Linked DNA regions of Homo sapiens: region 2 is linked to region 1. Evidence: chromatin loops called from intact Hi-C (ENCODE). Cell type or tissue: B cell. All regions are shown on one strand. Each heading gives the region's core, and the rest is flanking DNA. Links, peaks and the distances in the headings are about the cores only.

Region 1 (10,928 bases), core at 2,041-7,040:
GATAAGGAAAATGTGGTATATATACACAATGGAACATTATTCAGTCATAAAAATAATAAAATCATGTCATTTGTGCAACATGGATGGAATTGGAGGCCATTATGTTAGTGAAATAAGCCAGGCACAGAAAGACAAATATTGCATGTTCACACTAATATGTGGAAGCTAAAAAAGTTGATCTCATAGAGATAGAGAGTAGAATTATAGTTACCAGAGGCTGAGAAGGGTAGAGGTGGGGGATGAAGAGAGGTTGGTTAATGGGTGCAAACATACACTTAGATAGACAAAATAATACAGTTATATCTGTATAGCAGAGTGACTACAGTTAACAACAATTTATTACATATTTCAAAATAGCTAGAAGGGGAAATTTTAAATGTTCTTAACAAAAAGAAATGATAAATGTTGAGGTGATGGATATCCTAAATACCTTGATTTGATCATTATATATTGTATGCATGTATCAAAATACCACTGTGCCCCATAAATATATATGATTATCATGCATTAATCAAAATTTTTTAAATAAAAAAAGTTAATTATAATCCTCAGACAACAACTAAGAAAATAACTCAAAAAGTATATAGCAAAAGAAATGACAAGTGAATTAAAATAGTACACTAAAAAATACTTAACACAAAAGAAGGAAGTAATAGAACAACAGAGAAACAAAAAAGACAAGTTATATGGAAAACAAATAACAAAATACCAGATGTAACTCCTACCTTATGAGCAATTACATTTATAGTAAATGGATTAAATAGTCCAATCAAAAGGCAGAGATTGATAAAATGGTTTAACAAAATAAGCCAACTACATGCTTTCCATCAGAAATACAGAATAGATTCAAAGACACAGATAGATTAAAAGGAAAAGGATAGAAAATGATATGCCATACAAACAGTAACCAAAATGGAGCTGAAGTGACTATTCTAATCCCAGAAAAAAAGGCTTTAAGTACAAAATAATTAATAGAGACAAGGTAAAACGTTTTTAAATGAGAAAAGGGTCAATTCATCAGGTAGACATAGTAACTATAAACAGAGATGTACCTAACAACAAAATACATGAAGCAATAACTGACAAAATTGAAGGAAGAAATAGATGATTCAACATTATTAGTTGGAGAATTAAGTATTTCACTTTCAATAATGGATACAACACCTAGACATAAGAACAAAAAGGAAAGAGAGTATGATGGTAAATTTTATGTTATGTGTATTTTGCCAAAATTTTTTAAATTGGAGAAAAAAGCGTTGAACAATACTATTAAACAACTAGACCTAACAGATATCAACAGACTACTCCACCCAACAATAGCAGAATACACATTCTTCTCAAGTCCATATGGAATATTCTCCAGGACAGGCCATATTTAAGGCCACAAAAAAAGTCTCAATAAACTTAAAATTATTGAAATAATATGAAGTATGTTCTCTTTCCACGACAGAATGAAATAGATAAACTATTAGAATTAAAAATAGTACTCAGCAAGGCTGTCAGAAACAAGACCATCCTATGAAAATCAATAGCATTCCAGCACCACATAGAAACTGTATTTTAAAATAATACATAGTTAGCAACAAACAAAAATCTAAAAGGCCTTCTTACACCCAATTACCTCTGATCGGTGCCCCGCAGGCCCCATGGACTACAAGGTCCTCATGGGTCTTGACCATCTCCTCAATGCTGACCTCCTTCTTCATCCCAACCCCAAAGGTTCTACCAACTGTAGCTGCCTTCTCAGTCACAACTACTTTCTTGACCCAAACTTGAAACCCCAAATTTCTGTTTATCTGACAGGAAAGGAAGAGAAGGGAAAGGAAAGGAAGGGAAGATGGAAATTTCTTTGTTGATGTAGTATGGAGATAAGAGCTCTTAAAAAAAGAGAGAGAAACTGATTAATGCATTGCTGAATTTATACCTTTATTATGTTTTCTTACAAAAGTTATTTTAAAAAGAGTAGGATAAATTATAAGGAAAATGTATAAGACTTGAAGGACTCCTGGTACCAACTTCTGCAATAGTTGAGACTCTTTTGTCAGAAGCTCAGAAAGCGACTTCTAGCACTTAGGCATGCAAGAAAAAGTAATTAATTGGTTAAGCATCATAGATTCAATGAACCAAGTAACACACAGGCCACCAGGGAGAATTAGAACCAAACAGTTCCAAACATCGCATTGGCAGGGCATTGCAAATGGGCTGACTGAGCTCCAACGGCATTCCATACTTGGAAGACTTCTCTCAAGATTCAGAATTCCAAAGAGAGTCTGATTGGCCTATGTTGATTTCTGTGCTCATCCCTTGACCAGAAAAGCAGAGAAACAATGTTTTTGAGCTTCACTATTTAATAGATATGGGGCAACTTCTCAAAGGAAAAGGGATAACTTTACTAGAAGGGGAAAGATGTACTGGGTAGACAGAAGCAACAAATATACCTATCACATTTTCTATAACAGTAATTATGCTCACTCAAGGCAGAAGCCAACCCTCCTAGTGGTGAATTGCACATACCATCTATGAAAAGATCACAACCCAGAAGGCATAGGCAACTGCCACGGATCTAATGAATAGGTGATCAGAAGACCTCCCAATACTCTTGAAAGTACTGAGAACTGATTCCCTATTCTCTCACCTATGACCAGCCGGAGAGAACCATATTTTCTGGTCTTCCAGATGAATCCTATTCAAAATATTATTCACTGTGAGGCTATAATTATTAGTCCTTAACTTACTACTTAACAGTAGCCCTCTTCTAAGCTGTTATCTCTCTGCCTGTTGTTTGGCTTAGGAAATTCCTGCAGGACCTGCCTTGACTTTGAACCTTTTTTATCTCACCTTATTTGTCTTATTCCCACTACATTAGTTAAAACAAAATTCCCCTTTCCTGTCCAGACACATCAGACAGATACCACCAATAAGACCCTCCCTGCTTACTGGCAAGAGCATATCAAAAACACCTAGACAGTTTTCCTAAAAGGAGACCATTAAAAAATAAATTCAGAACCTAAACCAAACTTCTAGGTGTAATTCATTTGACCTAGACTTCTTCAGTGAACATGCCAAGATCTTGTATGTAATGAAGCAGTACTGGTACATTAAAAGCCACTCATGCCACTCTACTGTTTAAAGTCCTTTGCCAGAAATAGAGCAAAACTCAGACTCTTTAGACTGGCATCAAGGTTCTTCACACTTGGGCTCTAAACTCTCTCTCCAGCCTAGTCAACCTACATTTCATGCATACTCCAGCCACACTACACTATTTGTTACTGCCCAATATTGCACATGCATTTCACACCTCTGTATCTTCCTATCTCTTGTTCCTTTGGCTTAGCCTGTCCTTCGTATACTACTTCCACCTGGAAATAATCTTCCCATCATTTAAGATCTACTTTGTGTTATCTTTTCTTCATCAGTCTTTCCCAGCAGGTTGCTTCCTCCTTCTTCCTTGCCAACCATGTTAATTTGTACATTCTTCTTGTTATTGCACTTGTACTGTTTACAGACCTGCCTTTGTCATCAGATTAGGAATCCCTTGAGGTCAAATAATGAATTAAATTCACCCTTGAACCTCCAGCATCAAGTACAGTGGTTGGTGCATAGTAAGCACTCACTATATATTTGAACAGCGAAGAACTTAATAAATCCAACTTGAGATAAGTTACCACCCATCAAGTTTTGTGGGATTCTAAATACCCTAATAAACCATGAAGGCACTCAACATTCTCAGAAATGAAAATGAATGAAAAAAAAAGAATTTTTCAGTCTTTTGTTTGACAAAATGTTGCTTATATAGACATTATATCTAAACAATAAGCTCCATACCCTAGCCACGCTCAGAGATATCTGCGCAACCTGACACCTCTCCTATAATTCTTCTTTCTACTCACAAAGAAAAAAACAGAATGTTTGAAGCCATTTCTCTATTCTCAGAAAATATACCCCATGTATGTCTTCTCTAATTCCTATATATTACAAGGTCAATTAATTATAGATCCACAGAGCTGGAATTATCAGAGACCTTTTGTACTCATCATTTTATAGACAGAATAACTGGGCCTAAAGAGGTGAAATCACTTCCCCAAGGCCATAAAGCAAATCAGCAGCAGCACTAACCTAAGTCTGTTGCTTCCTAATCATCTTACCAAATATTCCCACAGAGATAAAAATTAATTCTCCCACCCACACATAAGCCTTGCAACCACCGGTTCACTTACAAATTATTCCAGGATAATTGTTAATAATTATTACTAAACATGAACAGATTTGGATACTAAATTGTAACAGATAAACCTGCACACACAAGTACTGCTACTAGTACAAAACTCCATGACACAGTTGACCAGTGTCCAACTTAATCGATAGGATCCTTTGGTTTGTTTGTGTCGTATGTGTGTGCACATGTGTGTATGTAATTTTCCCCCCAATTTCTATTAGCACTGTACAAAAAAAGGAAGTTGAAAGTGAGAAGTCTTCTATTGTTGCACAGACATGTGACTCTTGTCTAAATGGCATTAAAATTGTTCAGACATTGAAATGAAAGCAAATGTGCCTGTACCCATCACATTACGTAGGAAAACCAATGTAGGCTGAGTTGCATGTCACCAAATGCCCCACATGTGACAAACAGAGAAAGTGACATAATCCAAGTATTCAGCAAAAGCAGCCCACAGTAACAAATGCATCATTTCTGAAGAGGAAGAGAGAGCAGATGGCTCAGCAAGCAACTGTGGAACAGCCAGCTTCCCCCTCCGCACCTCCAAAACCAAATTGCCTCCCAGTATCTCATCCTAGGCACTGCAGAAACTCAGAGGCAAAACGCTTAAGCACCACAGTAGCAGCGGCCAGGGCAGGAGTCTCAGGTCATGGTGCCCTGAGCTTGGACCCAGATGACCTGAGTTCACAGCAAGATTCTGCTTCTCGCTTTCTATGTTACCTTAAACAAGTTACTTAATTTCTTTAAATTTTATTTCCTCATCTATGTTATATAGGATCAGTAAGACTCCATAATATTCTAGGACATATTGACACGAAAGTGCTTCATGAACTACAAAGTACTCAACAAATGTTAAACTTCATTAATTAAAATGTACCGATTGGTTAGAACTAATACAAGCCAATCTGAAACCTAATAACATATATCATACACAGTGTATGGAGAGCCCTAGCCCTAGTTGATCACGGCTTCACAGATGCTTTTTAAGAGTGGTCAGCGAATTGTGGTTCTCTCTGCTAAAAAGTCACCATGACTATCCTTCTATCTTAAGGGTGGGATAAATCTATTCCATTCATTCCTCATTCAACAGTGGATGCTCAACATGTATTGAACATCCACTGTAAGCCATGCACTAGCTAAGTGACAAAAGATATAGTAGCTGAGGCGTTTTGGATGCTAATTTCTCTTAAAGATAATTATCTCTTTTTCTTTTATTGTTATTGCTTAAAGGGCAAACACCATGGAAAACAAAATAAATATTTAACTACATCAAGAAAGACTAGAGTCAGATATTTCTGGATTATTTGTTGCATCAGCCTAAGAAATAATAATGGCTTATATTGCTAGTACTTAAAAAAAAAAGCTACCATAGGTGTTAACTGACTTAATTATCATACTAGCTGTATGAAAAAGGAATGATTTCCCACTCTTATGAAGCCTAAATGCAAATCTGAGTCTAAAACACTCTCCACTATACCATATTGTCTCTCACTTTAACACCAAGGGTTATCAAGGTGGGAAAAGAAAAGTATCTTCTGGCAAGATAAATCATAATTGTTTTCAATACTCTAGTGTACATTGTTGAGGCAGAGAGATTCCAGGACTTCACTTCCCTCAAACAGCTAAAACAGCTGTTTAGATAAAAACAGCTAAAACAAGCATTAGAAAAACCATAAAAGTGGGACTGAGTAATTTCAATAATCCCTTTTGCTACTGTTTTAATCCCACACAATACATGTATTTTATTTGTTTATTCACTGACATTCTGCTAACTGCAGGAGAAACTCCCAAAAGCTAAGACTAGACTAAAATAGTAGAACACTACTAATTGGCGGATCAATAAACTACTCCATTCTGTTTGCATAAATAGACATTTTGATGGTAATCCTTTGCTTTGATGGCAACCAAAATAGATTAACTGGATCTTTAATAGATGTATATAATAAAAGCCACAGACAATATGCCCTGAAGATCGTCAATCTCATATCCTGGCAGATGGTAGAAATGGAGGAAGGGGAAAAGGAAGGGAAAGAACATTCCTGGAGCAGCTGTTGCATGTGGGTACCACACTGGGCACTTTAAATATTTTAACTCTTTGCAGTTTCATCCTAACCCTACATACAATTTTACAGATGAGGAAACAGAGGCTCAGAGAAGTTAAGACCAGTCCCATCTCTTCACTTGGCCCTACATTATCTTTCAAAATACTCTGATGTGGAAAGGCCAGAGCACACGTGTGTTACAGAGGACCACCTTGGCTCCTGATGCTCCTTAAAGAGGCCACGACTTGTGTGTCATGATTCAGGGATTGGACTTGCTGCCAAGGTCACAGATGGTACACTTGAGATCCCCTAGCCTATGTACAGAGTAGTCCCCAAGAGAGGGAAGGGTAAAGATGAAGCCTTAGAAACACAAAATTAGGACATATACAGGGAGAAAGAGAAATACGAGATGTGAAAGAACAACAAAAGTGCAAATCCATGGCAGTCAAGGATGTGTTAAGAAATAGTAGGTGGTTAAAAGCTATGACGGTCAGTAGAATAACAGCTAAGAACTGACCTCAAGCTTTAGGATAAAGTCTCTATTATCCTGCAAGACCAGAATATCGGTAAAATTGGTGGAATTAACTATTTTTTTTAATGATTATAAAACAGGACAATGCATTTTATGATGGAAAATGGGTAAGCACATAAAAATACCCTTGAACAATGTGGGAGTTAGGGGTGCTGACATCCCCATACAGTCAAAAAGCCACATATAACTTTGGCCTCCCCCAAAATTTAGCTGGGTTAACTATGTTGACCAGAGCCTTACTGATAACATAAACAGTTAATTAACATATATTTTTCATTTTGTGTGTATTATATACTGAATTCTTATAATTAAGTTAGAGAGAACACATTATGAAGAAAATCATAAGGAAAACAATATACGTACTATTCATTAAGTGGAAGTGGATCTTCATAAAGGTCTTCATCCTCATCATCTTCTTGTTAAGTAGGTTGAAAAGGAGGAGGAAGAAGAGGGGTCAGTCTTGCTGTTTCATGGGTGGCAGAAGTGGAAAAAAAATCCACATGTAAGTGGACCCATGCAGTTCAGACCTGTGTTCTTCAAGAGTTAACTGTTTAAAGGTGGGGGGAGGTAAAATCACCATAATTCCACCCTGACATGATTGACTTTTTTAAAAATTGTTAACATTTCAGCATATTTTCTCCTAATGTTCTTCTGGGTACTTTTTACACAGTTAAAATCATACTGACCGTGTAATTTTGTATGCTATTTTTTAGTTTAACACTGTCTAGAACATTTGCCCAAGTCTTTAAAAACTCCTATCACTAATCTTGAATGCCACTGAACCACAGACATTGAGGGTAAGCTCAATGCTTTATTCTTTTTGTATATTTCCACAGAAATCAGCACAGTCATTTTCAGAACAGAGATATTCAAAAAAAATTATTGAATGGAATTGCAGCACCAGTGCACTCTCATCTTCCCTTAATTTACCAGTCATCTGATGCCCCTTGTCTATGGTTCATTTTATGGTACATTGTGTCGGCTCTCAGGATGTTTTATATAATCTGTTTCAGGCTCTCCCTAACTGGACAGTGTGTGTCATGAGAGAAAGAAATTCATACCTTGAATTCCTCTTCTATCTTTTGCTTTCTATCTTCACCAACAGTGCCTACCATAATGTCCCTTCCACAGAAGATAATTTAATCTCATTACATTAAAGTTACATCTATAAAAATTCAAAGAAGCAGCATATGTTTTATTTATACTGGTGATGCTTCTAGCACCAATAAAGCCTTTATATGTTTTCCTTAAGCATAGTCCCTAGATTCATATCCTCTGTTTTCTTTCTTTCTCTTCCCTTTACAGTAGACTGAAACTGTATATACATACATATAAATCAGAAACTACAACCTTCATGATCTTTTTTTGGAAGACAACTTTGTTGAAGAGAGATTACAGAGGGGCAAGAATGGAAACAGGAAGACCAATTAGGAGGCTATTGCAAAAATCCAGAATCTATTACTTCCAAGAGCAGAACTTCATGTGTAGAAGTCATATGCAGACATATGGAGTGGGCTGCCTCAGGAGGCAGTGAGCTTTCTGCCACTAGAGGTGCACAAATAGAGAACCACTTGGCAAGGACATGGACAAGGTTGGCCTTATAACCTAAAAGTCACTTCCAACACTGAGACTCCATGATCGTTGCCTAGAGTATCTCATGCCCTCAACAGCCTAATAACCCCACAAACATATTCACTCTTTATTTTGATTATACAAGCACAGTATAATCACCATAGAAAATCAGAAGGTAGAGATATTAGATAAGCAAAAAGAAAAGAAATAAAAATACAGTCCCAACAGCCAGATATAGTCATGATTAGGACCTAAGCATGTGTGTACATGTGTGTGTGTGTGTGTGTGTGTGTGTCCCCTTCTATTACATTAACTTGTCAGATGTATCATTAGACACATGATAGAAAGCATGGGTCTTTTCCTAACTAAACAAAATCTCCATCTTTACGGTATTTTATAATCTTCTTTTAAAATTCAATATATAATGAATATATTCCCCTGTCAATTTATATTTCTTGCTAGAGTCAGAAACTTCCTATAACAGCCTGAAGTATTGAGTTATGTAAATAAAATAGAAACTGGCAGGATACTTACAGTCTTAGGAGATTTAGATAATGAGATAATATCATTACTCCATGAATGCCTCCCACTAATTCTAAGTGGGATATTTGAACTGTCTCCCATTATAATATTTCACAGTCCTCTCCCAGTTTCAGCACTCTTCCCTCCATCATCATAACAAGCTATATCCCATGTCAAGTGACAGGAACATAATCAAAAGAGAGTGAAGAAACATCTGTTATCCTAACTGAGCCTCAGAGGTCTCATCTTACCCTTCCCTTGTAATGTCTGGGCATCTAATGATATTATAACCATCATTCATTCCATAAGAGCTTAGAAGTTTCCAAGTGTCTCAGGTTTATTCATCATCTTAGCACCAAGGGGAACATCTCAGTAGTTCCTTAGATGTAATATCTGTAGATTCATTTAAAAACAAATATTTATTGAGTATCTACCATGTGCCAGGCACCGTACTCAACAACTGGGATAAAGCAGTAAGCAAAAGATGAAAAATATCTGTCTTCATGAAGCTTTAATTCTTGTTGTAGGAAACAGACAATAAAAACTAAGTTGGTTGTATGGTGATAGATGCTGTGGCAGGAATGAAAGTAATAAAGGAGGATAAGTGAAGACATGAAGGAGGAAAGGGGATTGTAATTTTAAATAGCATGGTCAGGAAAGTCCTAAATAAAAAGGATGGCTTTAGAGCAAAGACCTGAAGTAGGGAAGGAGGGAGTCTCACGTGTATTAAGGGAAGAGCATTCCAGGCAGTAGCCCCGAGGCAGGAAAGTACTTGGGCATGTTCCGGACACAGTATGGAGTGACATGCTGATCCAGTATGGAGGCCAATGTGGGTGGAACAGAGTGAAGAAAAAAGTAATAGAAGATGAGGTCATAAAGGTAGCTGGAAGCAAGATCACATAGGACCTTGCATATCATTGAATGTCTTAAATTTTTATCTGAGGGAGGTGGAAACTATTGGTGAGTACTGAGCATGAGAGTGACATCATATGACTTGGGTTTTTGAAGGACCCCTTTGTTGAGAGTAGATTACAGAGGGCAAAAGTAGAAGCATGAAGACCAACTAGGAGGCTGGAAAAATCCAGGAAATGATGGCTTGGAGCCATGTAGGGGGTAAGAGGCAGCCAGATCCTATATAGATTTTGAAAAAGCAGCCTCAGGATATGGTGAGAGTTTTGATACGTGTTGTAAGAAAGAGAAGAGTTAAGGATGTCACCAAAATTTTTGGCCCTGGAAACTGAAAGAACAGAGTTATCATGTGCTGAAAGGGGAGCACTGTAAAAAGAGTAGGTTTGTAGTGGAGGAAATTAGGAATTCAGCTTTGGACGTTAGAGTTGATTAGCCATCAAAGAGGAGCTGTTGAATAAATAGATGGATCTGTTTAGTCTGCACCTTGGGGAGTTTAGGTTAGAAAGTTGAGAGCTATCAGCATATAGATCAGGGGAGTCCAATCTTTTAGCTTCCCTGGGCCACATTAGAAGAAGAAAAATTGTCTTGGGCCACATATAAAATACACTAACACTAATGTTAGCTAATTGAGCTCGCAAAAAAATCACCAAAAAAAATCCATAATGTTTAGGTTTTTTATTTTATTTTATTTTAGACGGAGTCTCGCTCTGTCGCCCAGGCTGGAGTTTGTCATCTTGGCTCACCACAACCTCCGCCTCCCAGGTTCAAGCAATTCTCCTGCCTCAGCCTCCTTAGTAGCTGGGACTACAGGCGCATGCCACCACACCCAGCTAACTTTTGTATTTTTAATGGAGACGGGGTTTCGCCATGTTGCCTAGGATGGTCTTGATCTCTTGACCTCGTGATCCACCTGCCTCAGCCTCCAAAAGTGCTGAGATTACAGGCATGAGCCCCTGTGCCCGGCCAAAAATCTCATAATGTTTTAAGAAAGTCTGTGAATTTGTGTTGGGCCACATTCAAAGATGTCCTGGGCCACATGCAGCCCATGGGCTATGGGTTGGACAAGCTTGATATAGGTGGTATTGACAGCTGTAGACTAGAAGAGATAACTCAGATAGTAAGTGCAGATTAAAAA
Region 2 (10,928 bases), core at 2,516-7,515, 69 kb before region 1:
TGGTACTTGCCTTATGTGCTGCATCAGAACCAGTAGTGTGTTAATCTATGATAACTCTTACATTGGTGCTATTGCTCACACCATCCTCTCAGCTCCATTATACTTGCAGTAACTGTGAATTAGACTTCTTTAATCCTCTCAACAGATGCAGAGGCTGTGTCCACAGGTCAGGTCAGATGACTCGCTGCATCCAAGTTGATAATAACAGCATAGGACTTGAATATTGGCCTTCAGATTCATGTGGCCTTTGAAGGGATGGGGCTGCCAGAGCAAGAAAGGACAGAAAGAGGCTGAGAGGCTAAAACTGAGGTCTCCAGTGATACAGTGAGCATATGTGAGACGAGAAAGGGCATTTTCATGAGAATTAGGATAGGCCATGAAGGTAAAAATCAGTACAGTTAAGGCATATAAGTTATACTTGTAAAGTAGAAGGTAGAATGGAATAAAAGGATGAGCACCAAAAAAAGTCAATGAATTCAAGAGAATAAATCCTACCTCTTACCAAGAAGGTCCAATATAGGAGACTAGTTTCTGTGGTCTCTAAAGTAAGAAACATATCCTATTTTTCTTTCATTTTGAGTTCCTAGAATACAGCCTGGCAACAAAAAGAGACTCAATATGTTGAATTAATGAATGAATGAAAGGATGTGTTACTAAGAAACACAATTAGTTTTTAGCTTTCTTACAACTATATCGTTTTAGCCACTTAGCCCTATTAGTCCAAGGTGACTGAACATTCATTTCTTTTGTATTTAATAATTTAGATCCTAAAATACTTTTGGGTTTGCTCAAAGCCCAAACAAAATATTAATTTGTTTGAACCAGTTAACATGTATTTAGGCAGTAAACTAGATTTGGAATGTGTTAGACAAGAGACACCTGCTCTATCTTTTGTAATATTCCTGACATTTAAGACATACACAACACCTGATTTGAAATATAAAAAAAAAAAAAAATCCTCATGCCAAAAAGTCACAGATCCAAAAACCTATACAACATGAAGCTTTGACTTGCCGTGAAGAGGTGGCTCTAATGAAGGTAAGACTAATGGAGCAAAAAAGACACTATTGGAAAACTCAAAGGCCCTTGAAACCATCCCATAGAACCCCAATGGCTGCCCACTTTTTAAGTCGATCCTATTATAGAAAGTCTGTTTTTGGAAGATTGGTCATTAGGCAAATAGGCATTCAGTGAATTTGTTTCCTCAAATTAATTCTTAGAGAACTGACCTTGGGCCATGGCTCTATATTGAGACTAGGCACTGTGTGCGGTTTCAAAGCCTGGCCTGTTGAGGCCATCAGTAATTCTTGACTGACCATGGTCCCAGGATATATATCAGGCAAAATACAGGTCTACATTCAGATACACTGATAAAAAGACAATGTTTGCAATAAGAATTGACTTAAAGAATGTGCCAAGAGGTGCCAATCATGGAAAGGACTAAGGGTCTTGCCCCAATTACTTCTCTCTGTGCCCCTTGTATGTTTTATCTTAGCCAGGGAAGGATGTGGACAGCAATTCCCATTAAAGAACCAGGGCTGGATCTCCCATTTGACAGTTCCCATATGCATTCACTCTGATGGACTTTGCCATCCCCTGACCCAAACCTCATTCATTCATTCAAAAAATATTTATCAAGTGTCTATACTCTGTTATAGGAGCTTGGAGATGCACTGGTGAACAAGACAAGCAAGGTCTGAGTTGTTACTAAGCTTACATTCTAGAAGGAGAAAACAGTAAGAAGGAAATATCAGTACCTAGAGAGGATGAAGCCCATGCAAGTCTTTGCTTCTGTAGTCCACAAGGTGTTTAGTCTTTATTCCATCATCTGGTGACACTAAACAAACACCTGCCATTAAACTAGACCAAACAGCAGACCTATTCAAACTCTCAGCAGTCCCTAGGAGAATTTGATTATAGGAAGTGGACCAGGAAGAATATCTCTATTTGGTCCAATTTCCAAATAGAAATTCGCAGTGTTTGATGAATAATGAATGTGAATAATTAATGCATCTGAGAAAGAAAAATTTCTTACCTGTCAGTTACTTATCTTGGAGATTACACATCCATCACTACTCCCCCGAGGGGCTAGACTCATCTCCATAGAAACTGGGGGCAATCTGAATGTTAATTATGCCTCAATGCCAGTTTTGCTGCTCAGAATGTGACTCACCAGAAGACCTTCTAGGACTTTGTTCTGAAAAGTAGAGAACTTAATTTATCTGACACATTTTTTAAAGCCCCAAATAAAGAAGTATCTTAATAAGCATAAGAAACTATCAAAAGTCTGGCTCTGTGTGTGCGCACATGTAGGAAAGTTACTGTGGTCTGAATGTCTGTGTTTCCCCCCAAATTCATGTGTTGAAACCTAATTCACAATGCAATAGTATTAAGACCTGGGGCTTTTGGGAAGTCATTAGGCCAGGAGGATGGAGTCCTCATGAATGAGATAGGTGCTCTTACAAAAGAGGCTTGAGGGAGATTGTTCACGCCTTCCACCATGTGAGGATGCAGCCAGAAGGCACTATCTGTGAGCCCTCACCAGTACCAAATCTGCTGACACCTTGATTTTGGACTTCCTAACCTCTAGAACTGTGAGCAATAAATTTCTGTTGTTTAAAAATTACTTAGTCTAAAGTATTTTGTTACAGCGCTCAAGCAGACTAAGACAAAAGGATTACACAGAAGCACATGCATCTTTTGGGAAAGAGATTGATGAGAAGAAATTCAGCTTTGATTTATTGGTAACATAAGTGCCAGCACCTAGAGAAATGACTAACATATTGTAGATGTTAACTGCATATTACTGTTATTTTTGAATGTTATGTGGAATGTTATTGAATGAACTACTAATTCTGTGCTGTGAGGATATAACAATTCTCATTTTTATGGCGACATTGTTCAAATGTCCCTTTTATATACATTCTACAAAATATCCTTTTTATATACATGACTTTATTTTTATATACATTATTTTATTTCATTTTATATACATCAAAAATGAGATAATAACATATTATTTGAAATAATAACATAATAATGAAATAGTAACAACCTAAAATACAGCTACAGGCCCACAATACCTTGTTCATAATTTTTTTCTAAAACTCTGAAAACCAAAAGTTCTGGGAAAACTCATGTAATGACAAAGCCTCTTCATAGTCTTTGTCCCATTTACTTGACTATGATACATTTTGATGCAGAAATAGTAACGTGTTTCGTTTTGAAGGGCTTCCCAGGTCTTACTTGGTTTGTTTCAATTTATGCATCATATGCAACATATTACCTTTCTAAAATCTAAAAAATTCTGAATTCCAAAACACATCTATCTGCAAGAATTTTGGTTAGACTCACATTGTCATCCCAATTTTATAATTGGGGTCCTTTGGTTCAGAAAAACTAAGCAATTTACTCAAGATCATGGAGCTTTTTGGTTCATGGATTGAACCAAAGTTCTCTGATGCAAAATCTTTTTTCTTCTACTATACCAGCACTTCAATTAATCTGCAATTGAGCATTGAGATAATTGTCTGTCTTATGAACATAAAAGGGCTAACGTTGGTCAGAGACTGTGCAGATTTAGTCATTGCAGTGGAGGCTGAGGAAGAACAAATTGCACAGGGCCTGGGGATGGGGGTGGGGTAGGGAGGTCTCATGTGGAGAAACCTCTGCTACCTGAAGGAAATGATTTCTAAAACTTAATCTCATTCTCCAGTGCTAAAGTGCGGTACATGAAGTAGGAGCTGACCAATGATCATTCTGTAGACATCTTGTGAATAAATTAGACGTAGATGCGACCTAAGATAGTACTATAATGCCACATCTATTTTTTCTAATCATGGGTTTTTTATTTGAAGTTGAGTGTTACCAGATCTCTTTTGTGGGGAGAGAGTAAGAGACTAAATTATAAGGTTGGCACTTGTATCAGTCAGGAAAATATAGGTTATGCTGTAGTAACAAATAACCCACAAAGCTCTGTGGCTTAAAACAGTAAAGATTTATTTCTTTTTTATGTAACATCCCTATCACAAGAAATTAGGGGAGGCTCCACTCATTGTAGCCACTCTGGGACTTGGGATGACAATGCAGCCACAATCTCACATATGGTTAGCTACACAACAGAAGGAAAGAGAATCAATAGCTTGCCCTGGCTCATTAAGGATCTGCCTGAGAGTGATACATTGTCACTTCCACTCAGTACAGTTCATTAGTCAAAATGAGTAATTGAGCCACACCTAACAGCAAGTGGGCAGGAAATACAAAATTCATGAATACTGAGATTTTCAATAAATTGGTCTGTCCAATAAATATTTCCTTGAGTGTCTGCTAGTGCCCAGCCCTGTTCTATGCACTAGAGATTAAAAATTGTGTTAAATGCCATGAAGAGAAAGAAAGCAGGATAAGGGGAATTGAGTGACAGGGCTGGGGAGGGAGAGGAGAAAACAAGGCCAGGGAAGAATTCTCTAAAGCAGAGACCCAGAAGAAAACAGAAGGAAGAGGCTGGGTAAGGGAGATTCTGCCTTTAAGGCAGAAACAAGACATCATGAACCCAAATCTCAGGAAAATCCAGAATGATTCTCAAAATAGAGACAGAGAGGTGAAACATCAACCAGTATGTACTGGTGGGGCTGAAACAGCCCAGCTCCTTTTCTTCCAGCCTTGTAAGACACGTCCCACTTCCTTCTTTTTCTGACTAAAACAACACATGTGACAGAACACTTCCTTTTTCCCCATGGTTAAGCAGCATGCAAAGGAGCTTTACTTCAGGAGAGAATGGCAATGGGCAATTGTTTGGTAAACAAATGATCCCCCATTTATTGAGCAAAATCTGTATTTCAGGTGTCTTAGTTGTTTTACATACTTTATTTCATTGAGTAGGGTTGTTGTAAAAAGGATAAATTATATAGGATTATTATTACCATTTTATAGATGAAAATATATGAAGAGAGGTAACTAACTTTCTGGGGTGGGGGTGAAACAGATATTTCATGGAAAAGGTAGACTCTGGCTCCCAAGCCTGTGCTCTCAATTACTATGAAACATAGCAAACTGTAGCCTTTTTGAAAGAAAAATTTGAGAAAATCCACATGTTCACCTGAATTGTTTCATAATTTAAAGATAGAATTGCCGCTATCACAGGAAGAAGGAACATTATCTAGACCTCTTTGCTAGATTATTCCTTTTCTGGAATAATAATAATTATTACTATAATTAATAATTATTATTTAGTATTATTCCTCTCCTGGAATAATAATCAGATTGAATTTATTTGCTTCCCATATTAATTATTTTTATTAATATATTTTCCTAGTATTAATTATTACTTAATAAATGTAAATTTTTGAGAGTGAGAATGTTTCAAAATGTGGGATCAATGGTAAAAATCAGATTGAATTTATTTGCTTCCCACCGCTAGAAAGTAAGCTCCACGAGTGTCCACTTTTTTCTCACTTTTATTCTCATGCCTTCCACCATAGAAAAGCACTTTACATACAATTAGTAATTATAAATGAATGGTTAGAATGAATGAATGAATGAATGAGTGAATGAGTGAATGAATGAATAGGATAATTCAGGAAAAGTTCTCTTACTTGAGCAGGAGATCTTAATCTGGGGTACATTAATGGACTTGGGGGTCTCTTTCAATGCCTTGAAATTACATGCAGTTTTGTGGGGAGAAGAGTGTGTTTGTGCATGTCATCAGATTTTCAAAGAAGGCAATAATCCACAAGAGTTAAAACCACTCTGTGTGGCATATTCATACAATGGAATATTATTCAGCTCTAAAAAGAAATAAAGTTCTATACATGCTACAACATGGATGAAGGTTGGAAACATTATGCTAAGGGAAAGAAGTCAGACACAAAAGACCCACATTCTGTATGATTCCACTAATATGAAATGCTCAGAAAAGGAAAATCCATAGACACACAAAGTCAACTGGCGGTTTGCCAGAGGCTAGAGGGGGAGTAGAGGGTAGAATGAGGAGCAATTGCTTAATAGGTATAGGATTTTATTTGGGGTGACGAAAATATTCTGGAACTAGATAGTGGTAATGGTTGCATAACACTGTGACTATATTAATAGCCCTGCATTTTACATCTTAAAATGGTAAGTTTAATGTGAATTTTACCACAAAGTTAATAATAATAAGAAAAAAATTAGTTTATGAATAAAGGAAAGAAGCAGAGTCAAATTATTTCATACATCTAACAGGATGGATGGTGGAATATGAGTCTGAGAAGTTGTCAGTTACAATCTAATATTCTAATAATATTTGGAATGAGAATATTTACAACACTAGGAGTAACAACTTTCATTTGTTTCAGGTTTTGCAGTTTTGAACAACTTTCCAAATGCATTATTTAATTTAACTGTTAGAAAAAAACTTGTGAGATAGCCAGGGTACATACAATTTCCTGATTATCTCTACTTTAAAAATGAGAATGATGAGGCTGAGAGAAGTTAAGTCATTTTCCTAAAGTCACATAGCTACCAAATGGTAAAATGAAACTCTAAACCCAGGTCTGCCTGTGCTTTTGACAATTTGGTTCCTCCAGCTCTTTTCAACCTTCCACATCTTTCCAGAAATCACAAGTGTTCCTGTGGTCGGCCTCCCCACCCAGGTGAGAGAAAATGTCACGTGTCTTCTCTTATGTCTGGAATGACATCATCTCAATGTGGTCACACTGGGTACCTCACTGTTATCAGAACTTCTGACTAGAAATTATAGAAATCTATGGTCAATGAAAATACTAGGAAAAGCTGCGTTTTTCTAATGTTAATTATTACTTAAGCAGTGTTTTTCCTAGTATTAATTTTTACTTAATAAATGTAAATTTTTGAGAGTGAGAATGTTTCAAAATGTGGGATCAATGGTAAAAAAAAAAAAAAAGTTTTTAAAGCTAGTGAATGAAACTACAGATCTTGTCCAACTTCCTCATCTTACCAATGAGAAAAATTGGCACAAAGAGGTTAGTGGCTTATCTGAGATGACACAGAGAGTTAGTGTCAGAGGTAAGAATGAAACTCAAGGCTTTTAAATGCTCAATAAAAGCACAAGGTAGCCAGCCTTCCAACAGAGTACCTCAGAAGAGATCATTTAGTCTGTGTATTTAGCAGTCCAAGAATAAGCTGACGTTTACTGTGAACACAGAAAGAATTAGGGATTCAGTGGTAATAAATGACCTAAATGTTTAAAATTGGCCTCAAATGAATCCATTTTCTACCTCTTGTTGTTTCCACTGTGCTGAAGCACAATGACGTAGTGACTTTATAATTTTAGCCAGGAGTGGCCAATTATCCAGAACTTGCCAGTCCTATTTTGTAAACACAGTTGGTAGCTGGGTGAATAATGCAGGGTTGTAGTGTCATTTTCAGGCACGGAGATACAGCCTTAGAGATCTTCCAGGCTGGGTTTCCCCAACCACAGTCAGCTGACTGCCAGGGAGGAATGTTTACTGCCCTGGGCAGGTGGGCAACTCCACCTTCCTCCTCAGAGAGACACTTTTGCTTGGCTCCCCTCCCCTCTGAGGTAGGGTGGAGGTGTGCAATCAATGTTTCCAAGAAACAGCATTAGCCATCTTGGGGGAGAAATGGGGGAGAATACTCAAAAGAAGACCTGTTAGAACAAAATTAATTTAGCAAAGCTCCTCAGTGTCTGCTTTGAGCTGGAAGGAAGATGTTCAAAATCATGTAAATTAAACCTTCACTCCCCCCATGAAGAAACTCAGGCCAGAGAATGGATGTGACTTGCCCAGAGTCACAAAGTCAGGATGTAGTAATCAAGGCCAGCCTGAGATCCTCCAAATTCCAGGCCAGTGCCTTCTCATACCTCTTCATATTCTCAGTCATTCTCTTTTAGATAAAATAACCATGATTCATAACACATCAATGCCACATTAGGCATTGAATATACTCCATATTCTGCATGATTCCTCAGATATATTTCGACTCATATGTGCAAGGTTAGGGGTTTTTGTCCTATGCACCCATATCTCTTAAGGACAAGTACAGGGCCTGTCTTGTAGTGTGTGATCTGTTTAATGGCAACATGGATGATACGGATGAGGCAGTGTTGGGTTATCTCGTGACACACCATCCTTTCCTTGGAGTGACAAGCCTTCTCTTGTTGTCCACTTTACATTCCTTTTTTCCACCTGTTGAAATTTTTCAAGCCCCAGTCAAAAGCTGCCTTCTGTTATCTCTAGTGGAAAGGAAACTGCCAAGACTCTGACATCAGACAGCCTTGGAGCTGGGTGCTACCTTGACTACTGCTAATGCATGACGCAGGCAAGTTACTTAAACTCTTTGAGGTTCCAAATAACCCATTGTCAAAGAGTTAATAATACTGACCTCATTCAATTTTCCTGTTGGAAAAAAAAAATGGGTAAAATTCCCAGCATAGCATGTGCCACATAATAGCTTCTGTTTTTAAAGAAGTTTTTAATTAACAAGTAAAAAATACATATATTTATGGTGTACAACATGTTTTGACATATGTATACATTGTGGAATGGCTAAATTAAACTAATTAACGTACACATTACCTCACCTACTTTTGTGGTGAGAATACTCAAAATCTACTCTGTTAGCAATGTTCCAGTACACAATATAGTCACCATGATGCACAATAGATCTCTTAACCTTATTCCTCCTGTCTAACTGAAATTCTGTGTCCTTTGACCAACATCTCCTCAATCTCTCTAACCCCAGTCTCTGGTGACCACCATTTTACTCTTGGTTTCTATGAGTTCAACATTTGTAGATTCCACATATAAGTGGGATCATATTGTGTTTGTCTTTCTGTGCCTGGCTTATTTCACTTAACATAATGTCCTCCATGTTTATTTCATTTTGTTACAAATGACAGCATTTCCTTCTTTTTTAAGGCTGAATAGTATTCTACTGTGCCTATACAGCACATTTTCTTTATCCATTCTTATGTTGATGGACACTTAGGTTGATTCCATGGCTTGGCTATTGTAAAGAGTGCTGCAGTGAATATGGAAGTGCAGATATCTCTTCAACACACTGATTTCATAGACTTTGTATATAAATTAACAGATGTTAATTCCCTTCACCCGGGAGAAGCCTTCCTCCTCAGGGTCCCATGGCTCTTTGCTTACTCTTCATGTGTTTATTATGCATCATTTCATAGGTTATCAATGACCTTGGAACACTTCTATCTTTCCACTAGAATATAAACTTTCTTAAGGGCATTACTAGGTCAGACAAATCTTTGCCTTTGCCCCACCAGGATTTCCTACAGCATCTAAAACAATGCCTAGCACAAATCTGACACACAAAATTTATTTTTGTAAAACTGGATGGTAGTGTCTGTGTGTGGTGGTGATGGGGCTGAGGGCATACTATAAAATACCTTTAAGAGTATTTGTCTGCAAATAACAGCCCTCTTCTGTTGTCTTATGTATTTCTGTATGTTATGTCTTCTATTTTTCCTCTAGGATTAGGTAGCTGGGTTCATCAGTGACACCCTTTCATTGCATGTGAGCATCTGAAGAGCTGACAGTCCCTCTGAGAGGGACCAAACTGCGTTTCTGTGTTGTCTCGTCATGCTCCCACCAAGAGGAAGTGGTATTTCAGGGACAGCAGATGACAGGGTGACATCACCCTTCTCCGTCAGTGCTCATTTCGTTTCTTCAATTTCAATGAAGACATGACAGAAAAGGTTGTTCCCTTATCATAGGGTGGCCTCTCTGTCTTATTTATTAGCGAAAATAAGGAAGGTTCCCCTTCACCCTGCCCTTCATTATAGAGCTTCCCATTTCAGTCCTTACCTTTTGGCCTGACTTTCTGGAAGAAGTAAAGGCCAGTAACTGAAACTCAAATATTATATTCATAGATCCTTCCTTCCATCATCCATCCATATCATAATCTAAAGGAATAAAAGAACTGTAAAATTTTTTAACAGAGTCAGGGTATTGAAGCTTATGCATTCCCAAGAAAACAATTAAGGTTAACAAGTATCTGTAAAGTATGATTACCAGGCAACATTTATGGAGCTTTTATTATGATCAAGTCACTGTCCTTTATGTTTGAGTATCTTGTCCGCTCCTCATCAAGCCCTATGTGGAGGGTAGTATCACTAGAGAGAGTAAGTAATCTGCCAAGATCCTGTGGCTAGTAAGGGGCAGGGCTGAGATTTAGACCTGTGTTTGTCTCAAGAGGCAGCATTCATAATAATTACCTATACTGTCTCACCCATCTGCACCTGTTGTAGTAACAGAATGCTCTCAACAATTATGTTACTGCTACTGGGGCAGCGTAACACACTCAAAGTCACTGAGTCATGAGTTAGTGATCTGGAGGTAAATAATTCATATCTCCCTCCCTCAAGAAGAAGCTAACAATTTTTTTAAAGTACATGCATATACAAACATATGTATCTACACACATGTATACATATGCATTCTATATATAGAGAATGCATGTGTGTACATATATATGATTATAATTATAATATAGAGTGACTTGATGCTGTATTTATGCTACAAACAAATGGCTATAGAAACTCCCAAGAGGCAGAAATAAGTTTTAAGTTGAAATCTGGGTAATGGAAAGAACTGAATATCTAATCTATACCAGAAGTTATTCTAGGTGCTTTCACATGGATGATCTTATATCATTTTACTTAACTACAAAATACCTCTGTGTGATAAGTGGGTAGTATTACCCCCATTTTACAGATGTGGAAAGCGGGTGCTCATATAATAAGAGCAAACACCTATTTAACACGTACTATATATTAGGCACTGTTGTAAACATTCTACATGAATTGATTCATTTAAACTGCATAACAGTTCAACTACACAGATGCAAAGATCGTTTTTAAGATGAGGAACCTGAGGTCTAGAGTGCTTAAGTCATTTACCCAGGGTTTTGTCACCAATAAGAGGTGACATCAG

The links. Hi-C counts contacts between places; a loop is a spot of excess contacts. Peaks named below come from ENCODE experiments on the same cell type or tissue, not always from the same donor. Only the 100,000 strongest peaks of a DNase experiment are listed, where the experiment ranks them.
Region 2: a loop joins it to region 1, with 2.9 times the contacts of the local background. A loop is called at or near these places in 1 of 110 quality-filtered maps.

Annotation. Positions count from the first base shown.
Region 1 is chr9:99,655,788-99,666,715 of GRCh38, forward strand. All of the region lies in intron 3 of LOC101928438 (a long non-coding RNA gene), which reads right to left. LOC124902234 (a long non-coding RNA gene) reads left to right here and starts at 9,809. Exons shown (of 3, transcript XR_007061699.1): 1 at 9,809-9,844. In B cell, for the core only: no CTCF peak of the experiment used is centred there; a DNase peak (open chromatin) is centred at 4,604; H3K4me3 peaks cover 897 bases; H3K27ac peaks cover 1,604 bases.
Region 2 is chr9:99,586,390-99,597,317 of GRCh38, forward strand. It overlaps LOC101928438 (a long non-coding RNA gene), which reads right to left. Exons shown (of 7, transcript NR_109802.1): 4 at 9,801-9,898; 5 at 2,036-2,197; 6 at 496-595; 7 at 1-261. Among named protein-coding and RNA genes, the nearest start is that of NAMA, 220 kb to the left of the region's middle. In B cell, for the core only: no CTCF peak of the experiment used is centred there; DNase peaks (open chromatin) are centred at 4,682, 6,642, 7,202 and 7,342; H3K4me3 peaks cover 475 bases; H3K27ac peaks cover 1,081 bases.